Linked DNA regions of Homo sapiens: region 2 is linked to region 1. A link is a contact called in ENCODE Hi-C or POLR2A ChIA-PET data. All regions are on one chromosome and are shown on one strand. Each heading gives the region's core, a stretch centred on a gene start or an enhancer-like site at or near the end of the contact. The rest is flanking DNA. Distances are from core to core; before and after follow the strand shown. Region 1 has its middle 68 kb from the start of MIR6817. Region 2 holds the start of GRK3 (G protein-coupled receptor kinase 3).

The links. Hi-C counts contacts between places; a loop is a spot of excess contacts on that map. ChIA-PET counts read pairs that join two places held with the same protein, here RNA polymerase II (POLR2A). Pooled maps may share reads with other maps.
Region 2: a pooled map shows a loop between it and region 1 (2.2-fold over the local background). The contact joins the promoter of GRK3 here to the enhancer-like site in region 1. A Hi-C loop is called at or near these places in 1 of 37 single-sample maps with no recorded cell type and 2 of 50 pooled maps. POLR2A ChIA-PET finds 5 or more read pairs at or near these places in 4 of 52 experiments (A673, GM10248, OCI-LY7 and 1 more).

The regions. Positions count from the first base shown.
Region 1 is chr22:25,384,935-25,389,692 of GRCh38, reverse strand. It overlaps the pseudogene LRP5L. Among named protein-coding and RNA genes, the nearest start is that of MIR6817, 68 kb to the left of the region's middle. RefSeq lists an enhancer at 3,020-3,996. Within about 2 kb of position 3,009, at least 2 of the 41 ENCODE cell types and tissues checked have a DNase peak (open chromatin) inside an H3K27ac peak, as active enhancers do; they include OCI-LY7, where a contact is called at or near this core.
Region 2 is chr22:25,561,874-25,566,740 of GRCh38, reverse strand. GRK3 (G protein-coupled receptor kinase 3) reads right to left here and starts at 2,066. Exons shown (of 21, transcript NM_005160.4): 1 at 1,588-2,066. The coding sequence starts at 1,700. GRK3-AS1 (GRK3 antisense RNA 1) reads left to right here and starts at 1,325. Exons shown (of 4, transcript NR_183564.1): 1 at 1,325-1,661; 2 at 2,382-2,651; 3 at 3,260-3,438. RefSeq lists an enhancer at 854-1,369 and silencers at 1,481-1,730, 2,041-2,140.

The sequences.
Region 1 (4,758 bases), core at 1,760-4,259:
AGTCCACGGTGAATGCTTGGTGGAAGAGTTCACCCAGGACCTACAAAACCATAGTGCTCAGCTTCTCCAAATTCCGATTAACTTCAAGACCCGACACTTAAGCTTGATTCCAAGGCAATCAGAGCTGATCCTCAACACTGGACTTTGCAGGCAGCTCCCAAACCCACATACATATTTAGAACTAAGAAATGCCAGTTCCTTAAAGAATGTTAGCCTCTGAGATGCATCAAGGGACCAGGAGGCAAGGGGTTAAAGGCAAACCGTGGCATTCCCCAAATCTGTCCAGTTCCCTGGCATGGGACAGTGTCATGGAGCCCAAGGTGGCATCTTTTGTTTGGCTGCTGACGGCGGCCTTCGCGCCTTGGCATCCACGTCACTGCAATTCTCCAGGAACAGTAGATCATTTGAAAGCAGAGCTGCCACATTTTGCTCAATAGAGGGATTTTGTAGAGTGATGATAAATTCGGCATGTCTTTATTATTATTTTTCCAACACTTAAATAAAAGCTGGTACAAAGGTATGTTTGTTTCTGAAATGTGTTTCCTTCCCCAGATGTTCTTTTCTGCCAATTCCAAAATGCATTCTGAGCTCAGTCCTCCAGTTTCCTCTCTGTGGGGAAGAATAATGAGATCTTTGTAACCACACAGGGGAAGTGGCCACTTCCCTCTGCTATGGGCATTGGGGAGGGGCTAGGAGGTCCCACCTCCTCCCACCTTGATGGAAACCACAAGTCTTTGCCAGCCCAGCCGACTGTCAGGGGTTTGTCAGCCTCCTTTCCCATGGTGGTAATTTGCAGGGTCGTGGCTCGGGGCACTGCAGTCTGTACCTCTGTCCCTGGATCCTTGAGTTTGCCGTGTGGCCTTGCAGTAAGTGCTTCCATCTGCATGGCATTTGTGGACTCTGGGACTTGGTACTATCTTCATTACCTGGAGTCGAACTCACCCTTTTCCTTTTCCATCTGTCTCTCTTGCATCAAATGCTGGTCCCCACCCAAAAGGTAGCCCAGTCTGCAGGACATGGCGCAGAGGTAGAGTTGACGGCTTCACCAGAGTCCAGCGGGGCACAGACCTTCCTTGGCTGCTCCGTCTGTCGCTTCGTGACTTGAGACTGCGGGGATGGGGTACTTGAGGGATCTGTGAGCCCCGCCTTCCCACACGTGTGCATGCACACACACATGTGCACAGTACTTGAGAAGTACCACCTTAGTTGGATTTGAAGGACAGCCAAGACACCTGTATAAAGTTTGTAGTTAGGGTCGTTTCGATACTGGCCTGAATTAAGAGCAGTCTCCATGGGGTTGCTTTCTGTGGGGTATGTGTTTAATGAAAATCCTTGTTTTTAAATAAATATATCCTGCTTTAGAACGCCCAAGATATAAAATCTAGACTTCATAGATAAAAATAGCTAACATTTGTAGTGTATCACAGTGTGCTAGGCGGGCTCTAAGAGATGTTTGATTTTTTTAATCCTTCCAGTTGCCCTGTGAGCTGGGGGCCATCACTACCCTCATTTTATAGATGAAGAAACTGAGGCTGGGGGAGGTCAATTAACTTGCTCAATTTCATGCAGGCAAAACTAGGAATCGGCAGACGGTGGTTCCAGTGCCTGCCTCTTAATTGCTACGTATAAAAGTGTTTTCTTCCATCAATAAAAGAAATCAGCGAACAGCCTCCTGTGCGTTTCAGTAAGTGCAAGCCCTCCTTGTCATCCCAGACCTCAGCCTGCTCATTAATGGGTGAGGACACTGAGGCCTGGAGGGGACTGTGACATCGGAGCCACTCTCCTGGGGTCTGCCACTCCTGTCGCCTCCCATACAAACCTGAGTGGCCACGTGACCCTGGGGGAGCGCTACCTAACTGTCCCAAGGAGAGGATGATCACTGCTGGCCTCCCACCAGCCATCAGTCCCCCACTGACTGACACCCCTGAGTCAGTCTCCACCCCAGGACTGTTTCTTTCACTCTTTGCCATGGCCTTGGGCCACTTCCGGGGGCTTGGCAAGGCAGGAGGCGTGGAACCAAGATGGTATATAATCAGAATGCTGTATTTTGTTGAAAATAAGAATGTCAGTAACAGGCTTGTTTCTGGCAGGTCAAACTGGGACCCTGAAATACATATTTTTCTCTGCTCTGCCCTAAAACTTCTAATTAATGAAAATGCACATTTGCAGACATCAATCAAATGTCATATTCCCTAGCAGCTTGTCCTGGGATCACTGACCTGGTCACATTCCGCAGTTGCTAACTCAGGGCTTGCAGAATGTGTGTGCACGTGTGTGTGTATATGTGTGTGTTAGCGAGAGAGACACATGCCTTCTGGGGAGCCCTGGTGGCCTGTTTCCTTCCCTACCAGGCCCCTGAGCTTCTGCTCCCTACCCTGCCCCCAGCCCCTTGTCAGCACGTGCATGGCCACTGCAATGAGATATAGATGTTCGCCCAATTAAAACATTGTAGAGGACACGTGGCTTTCAGGGAGAAACACTTTCTCTCAGGAAGATCTCTGCTGTGCAGTATTCCATAGCTAGACCCTGACTCTGGTCATCAGTGGACTCCATTAACAGCCTGGGTTTTGGAAAAGGCGATTTGCTTCTGGTAACTGGCTCCAGTGCACGAATGTTTCCTCCCTTTGCTGGAATCTCTGCCTGACCCAGACAGTGCTTGTGAACCAGCCCTGGTGGGCTCCGTGGGGTTCTGGGTCTGGGAGGCGAGGACTTGCCTGGGGTCATTCTCGTTCTGCATGTTAGTAGCTGTGCTGGCTGCATGAAGCCGTATCACAGAGACCCATGGGTCCTTTATATCCGGTCATTTGTCATTTGTATCTGGGGTGGTTAGTTGAAAGCAATTCCACAGTAGCCAAATCAAGAAAGTCACTGGCTCTCGCAGGAGCATGATTGGTGTGGGGTGAGCCCGGGAGTGTGGCCCAGGCAAGCCCTTCACCCTGGTGCGCATTAGCCTTCTTATCCAGGAAATGGGGGAGGCGGTCTGGGCCCAGGGAGGGAAGCATGCAGAGCTGGGGATCTCCACAGGTCCAGGATTCAGGGCGCCTCCGACCGTTCTCTGCCCAGCGCCTCCTCTTCAGTTTTACTTTGGTGTTTTCCATTTCACTTCTGCCTCTAGGCCAGTGTTTTTCAAAATGTGTTTCCTGAGTTGAAACGAAAAAATGTTCTGTGATCAGGTGCAGTTGGGAAATCCTGGGGGAGAGAAAGTGAACTAGGTTTCCTCACTGCAGGACTTCTCAGAGCCTTTATAATGGTAATTATGCTCCAGGCCTTGTCCCCCTCTACCTAGGCATCCTTTACTGGTTGGGAAGAGAGGGCAGGTTACAGATGAGGCCGGGTAAGCGGAGTTGTGCCTAACCTGATACCTGATGTCACCAACACATCTGGGCCATTTGGAGTGACCCAGCAAGTCCTTTGCTTGTCTCCCAGGACTTCCCAGAGTAGCCAGGCAGAGCCCTGGGCCAGTTCCCTTGTGGGGCTGGGCCGTGCCCAGAGCACAGGCAGGAGAACAGCTGCCTCCCCGCCTGCCCCAGGGCCTTGGTGTCAGGGCCATGGCCCCCAGCTCTGCAGTGGAGCACCAGGGACCTGTCTGGCCCATCTCCCTGTTGAGTGAAGACCAGGAGGCACCTGTCCTGTTCTGTGTGCTCAGAGGTGTCTAAAACCAGCTACCTCTTTTCTTTTTATCTTTTGCGAGTGATTTCTTATTTCCTGCTTCACCCCCAAGCGTGCCCCCAGTATGTTTCCTGTTCGCCTGCTTCCCTCACCTTTGAAATGTGGTCCCTGCTCGGGAAACTTGCCTGGACTTCAGTTAATTATGGTTTTCCTCCGGGCTGTGTGTGTGTGTGTGTGTGTGTGTGTGTGTGTGTGTGTGTGTATGTATGTGTGTGTGTGTGTATGTGAGTTTGAGTGTGTGAATGTGTGTGTTAAGATGAGAGAGAGTTGGATGGGGGGCCAGGGGCCAACAGGAATGGGGGTGGCTGAGCTGAGAGGCCAAGGGCAGGTTCCAGTTTGCATTGGGAGCCTGAGCTGGTGAGTGTGAGGTGGGGAGATGTAAGGTGTGTGTGGGGAGTGGGGTGCTGTCTGGGTGGCTGGGCTGGGAGAGGGCAGGTGGGGGCCAAGCTGGAAGAAGTGGTGTTATTCTGCAGCATGTGACATGCACAGACCTTGGGGGTGCAGCTCCAGGCTTTCTCTCTCCCCACCTACCCCCGAAGGTCCCACTCTCCACCTTCTGCAGCCAGCCTCCGTTTTGTCTGCCCCTGAGCTCCTCCACTCTTGGGATCCTAAGAAAAGCTTTTCATAATCCAAGTTGGTTTGGGACAGAGTCCTGCTCTGTCGCCTAGGCTAGAGTGTAGTGGTGTGATCTTGGCTCACAGCAGCCTCTGCCTCCGAGGTTCAAGTGATTCTCCTGCCTCAGCCTCCCGAGTAGCTGGGATTACAGGCATGTGCCACCACACCTGGCTAATTTTTGTATTTTTAGTAGAGACGGGGTTTCACCATGTTGCCCAGGCTGCTTTCAAACTCCTGACCTCAGGTGATCCACTCGCCTTGGCCTCCCAAAGTGTTGGCATTACAGGTGTGAGACACCATGCCTGGGCTTTTTTTTTTTTTTTTTTTTTTTTTGAGGCAGAGTCTCCCTTCTGTCATGCAAGCTGGAGCGCAGTGGCACCATCTCGGCTCACTGCAACCTCCGCCTCCGGGGTTCAAGTGATTCTCCTGCTCAGCCTCCCAAGTAGCTGGGATTACAGGCGCCCACCACTGCGC
Region 2 (4,867 bases), core at 817-3,316, 180 kb before region 1:
ATTTAGGTTTGATGTAGGCGTTCTTGTTCTCTAAGTAAGTTTCCCATTTGCCGGAAATTTTAAGCAGCATTGATTTTTTTCAATTAGCTTCAGATATGCTACACTCTGGAATAGGGGTGTTAAACTCACGACATTGCAGAAAGGTTTGCACTTTTCCCTCATTTTCACTACTTGGCATTGTCTATCAAAGAGTAGCACATCCTGCAAAACCAACAAGAGGCATGGGCTAAGGAGGAAAAGCAAGCTCAAAATACCTAGCAAGCATGTCTTCATTTGCACAATTTAGCTTTTCACAACAAATAACAAGGGGACTGGTATTTTCTGTATCATAGGGCTCATGGATGACTTGTAAAAAAAATCAGATGATGATCACTTAGCATTAGGTAACATTTAAGCAATCTTGGGCGCCTAACGCTTGAAGGACTGATGATTTCAAATGGACAATAACTTTGGTTTAGATTCCAATATTTTACAGAATTGCATGGTTTCAAATTCACCATAAACAAGATGCCTCTTTTGAGCATCAATTCCAAGAGCTATTTAGCATCAAGGAATCACATTAGCTGTACAACTCATGATGGTGTTAATTAGGAAAGGAGCTAGAGAAAAAAAAATCCATCACTGAAGCCTTGATACGTTATTTAAAACTCACTATTAACCAGACAAACTATTTTTTCTGGGGAAGTGCTAATGATATGAACTAGAAAAAATTTTACTAGTACCTTAATAATAAATCATTTGAGAGAAAATTGCAACTTGGTATGCACCTCACCGAGCCCCTCGCCAATTCAATCGGGCCCTCCTTTGATAATTTAACAACAAATTCCTGTCTGGAATCACCCATTCAAGTGTCTTTTTAAGTGACTCCTGTTTCAATTTTTTAATAAAGTGCCACCAGTAGATCTACAAGTTGAGGAAAGCAGCTCAGGTGACACACTTGGCACCAAAAAGAATACTGAGTGGGTCAAAATCCTGCCCGGGGACAAAATAGAAGAGAAGCCGAAGAAGGTGACTAGACTTAATAGACTTCAAGAAGAGCAAGTACTGAAAACAGCAGTTTAACTACCTCGGACAATAAGCAACAAGCCTGCAGTCCCCAGGTAAGCGGCCCAGAGGGAGGTGAGAGGATGGAGTTGGAAAGGGGGACCAATGAGCCCGGGAAGAAGGAGCGACCAGGATGGAGCGCAAAGCAGTGACAGGCAAGGAGCCAACGGGGACTACACCAATGCAACAGGAAGAACCACGGGGATGGGACAGGGCAGGACAGGACAGGGCTGGGGGGAGGGGGCGACAGGGATGGAGCTGGTCCAGCCAAGTCATAACCAGACCCTGGCTGGGGCGCTCGCTGCGCGCAGGGCGCCGCGCCGGGCACTTTGGAGCGCTCTCTCCCGGGGTGCCCCCCACCGGCCCTCCGATGCCCCATTTCAGAGACTGGAACGACGAGGCCGGCCCCGCATCGCCCGCTCCGCTGTGTCACCCGCCCCGGGGCAGCGGAGGCTCAGCGCCCGACCCTCCAGGAAGCAGGGGGTAGCTGGCGGCCGCAGGGGGCGGCGGCTTGGGGCCGGCGCCGGCCGGGGCAGCTGGTACCTGGGCTCCGGCAGGACGATCCTCTTGCTGGCGCGGGCGGCCGGGGTCGCCTTGCTCTTCTCCATGGCCATCAGGTAACTGACATCGGCCAGCACAGCCTCCAGGTCCGCCATGTTGGCGAGCTTTGGCGGCGGCGGCGGCGGTTACTCCGGACCTGGACGGGACGCGCGCCCGCCGCCGCCGCCCGCCGCGCCCCGACCTGGGGGGGCCGCCCCGGGGCAGCCCCCCCCTCCGCGCGCCCCCGCCCCGCGCGCGCGCCGCGCGCCCCACTAGCGCTCTGCGCGCGCCGCAGGCTGTAGCCGGCCGGGGTCGCAGCACGCCTCCCCGCTCCGCCCCCTCGCGCGCCGCCCGGCGCCCCGCGCACGCGCGCCGCCCCCTGCTCCTTCAGCGAGGGTCTGCGGGGAGCGCGCGTCCAACGGTCAGCGCCCCTCAGTGCACAGTCCCAGCGGCCTCGCTGGGCCGGCGCCTCCCGACCAAGTCTCTACGGTCGCCCTCCCCTCGGGGTGGCCACGAGGGACTCCTCCTCCTCTTCCTCCTCCCCTCCCTCCCCCTCGGTCTCCGCCTCCTCCTTCTCCTCCTCCTTCACTGCCCCGACCTCCCGCCCCAGGTTCCACGCGCTCTGATGCCCGCCCCGCTCACCCAGAGAAGCCCTGGGCCAGACGTCCACAACCCAAGGGGTTATGGGGAGGCCTCTGCTCCCTGGACACAGTAGTTCTCAAACTGGACAGTGTCAATCAGCATCCTCCGGGAGGTCTGGGGTGGCCCCGGAAATACATGTGTCCCACCTATCCCAGCAGGTAATGATGAAACTCCTGCTCTGGTCCGGGCTACCGGTGAACAGCGCCCAGCGGGCCGGGCCCCCAACCTCGCTCCTGAGCCTGAACATCCCCCCAACCCCACCGTGAGAATTCAGCGAAGAGTAAAAGCTGGAAAAAGTTGCGTGTCTTAGGCTAAGCAGAACAAAGTGGGGTGACGGCTCCCCGGCTAGGAACAGAGATGCCCTTAGGGAGCCCTCTGATGGAAGAGCTCTCCGCTTAAGAAGGTCACCACTCCCTTACACTCAGGTGAGAGGTTTTAGTTTGGGTGTTGAAATGGTGTTGAGAAATAGAAGGAGAGAGAGTATTCCTGTCGTTAGGGTTTTACGGTCAATACAAGAGACAATTAGGGAGCATCTGCTGCGAGCACACTCGCACCACGAGGGTGATTTAGGGAAGTGGAAAAGCGAGATACAGCCCAAACACCGAAGCTGGGGGGAATTTCCAGCTTCCTGATCTTCGGTCTCGGTGTCTTTCATCATCACTCCACCCCGATGCCTGGGGTTTTCAGTTGCTTATTTTTCTACAGTGTGCACACAAGTCCGCATTCAGGATCCATGTGACACTCAGGCTGGAGTGGTGGTAAGGGACACGCAGGCAGTCTTAGGAAGACCTAAGCTGGAAATTAATGTTTTAAAATCCCTTTCATTCACCTGAATTGGTCACGTATTTCCATGAGCCTAGACGTTGCTAGAATTTGAGTGAACGTTCTGTCCATAACTTACAGGGTTAACGGGACCCACCAGATACAGTTAAGGTCAAATTTCAGATATTTCATGTAATGTCATTGCAGAAGCAGCCTGATTCTGTCATCAAATAGCCTGTTTCCCTCTTTTGTTTTCTCTCCCACGCCACAGCCCCCCTCAATCTGATTCCCTGCTATGCCTGCCATCACCACTGGCCAGTTTTACCACATGCTTCTCAAGACCCAAGGCACAATAGGCATAAAGTTGTCCTGAAAAGGACAAGAGGAGTGTCAGAAGTAGGAATGGCAGTTGAAGGAGCTTCGTCTGCCAGCAGAAAGCTGAAATGACAGGCAAGCACAAAATATATTAAGGAGACAAAGCTATGCATGAGCGAAATATCAAACTTTCATCTTCTACCCACTTTTTTTTTTTTTTTTTGCTTAAAAACAGGAAGACAGAATGTCTTGTCAAGGGTCACCCCAGGAGGAGGAGTAAATTCCCCAAAAAGCGGAACATATTTTTATGATTTAATTAATACAATTTCTCTCAATGTGTCTGTTTATCATTTGAGCATCCACATGATCAGACCTGACATCTGCCTACATTTTCTTGGTCGTCTTTGACTTCAGTTAAGAACCTTTTGCTCTTTGTTTTCCCCCAGCAGCACAGTATATTAAGTTTGGAACAAGACACACCTGAAATCAAATCCCTGCTCTGTGCTGGGTGATCTTAGAGGCAGTCTTTTACCTCTTTCTACTTTATTGTTCTCATAGGAAAAGTGGAAATGAGGCCTTTTACCCCAGGGTTGTTGAGAAGACAGAGGAGAAAAAGCACATAAAAATGCACCTTGTCGGGCGTGGGGCTCACACCTGTAATCCCAGCACTTTGGGAGGCTGAGGCAGGTGTATCGCTTGAGGCCAGGAGTTCAAGACCAGCCTGGCCAACAGGAAAAATACATTAAAAATAATGTCTCTATTAAAAATACAAAAATTAGCCAGGTATGGTGGTGCACGCCTGTAATCCCAGCTACTCAGGAGGCTGAGGCAGAAGAATCGCTTGAACCCAGGAAGCGAAAGCTGCAGTGAGTCGAGATCGCAGCACTGGGCAGGCACAGTGGCTCACACCTGTAATCCCAGTACTTTGGGAGGCTGAGGTGGGTGGATCACAAGGTCAGGAGATGGAGACCATCCTGGCTAACACGATGAAACTGTATCTCTACTAAAAATACAAAAACAAAATAAGCTGGGCGTGGTGGCGGGCGCCTGTAGTCCCAGCTACCTGGGAGGCTGAGGCAGGAGAATGGCAGGAACCCGGGAGGCAGAGCTTGCCGTCAGCCAAGATTGCACTGCTGCACTCCAGCCTGGGCAAGAGAGCAAGACCCTGTCTCAAAAAAAAAAAAAAAAAAAAAAAAAGCATTTTGCCTGGCACCCAGTAGATCCTCAATAAAGGTCATGGCACTTCCTCTATTTATTTTGCTTCATTTTACCCTGGCATGCTAGAGAAGATACTGAAACTAGTTGTTCACAGTCATTACACTTGAAGCAGGAAGACCCCTTACCAAAAATAACATCTCCCTAGGGCATTTCTAGGAACCAAAATGGCAAAAACATTTGCATCTATAAACATGAGCAATTACTCTTTTGGCAGAAAGACCAAGGAGTCCAAAATTTGGTCCTCTAACTGAGGCCCCTACACCATTTGAGTCAGCTGACTCAATTACCCAGGGGTATTTTTTTCTGGTGTTCATAGTGTATGAATTTCTGTTCCCTGGCTGTCTCT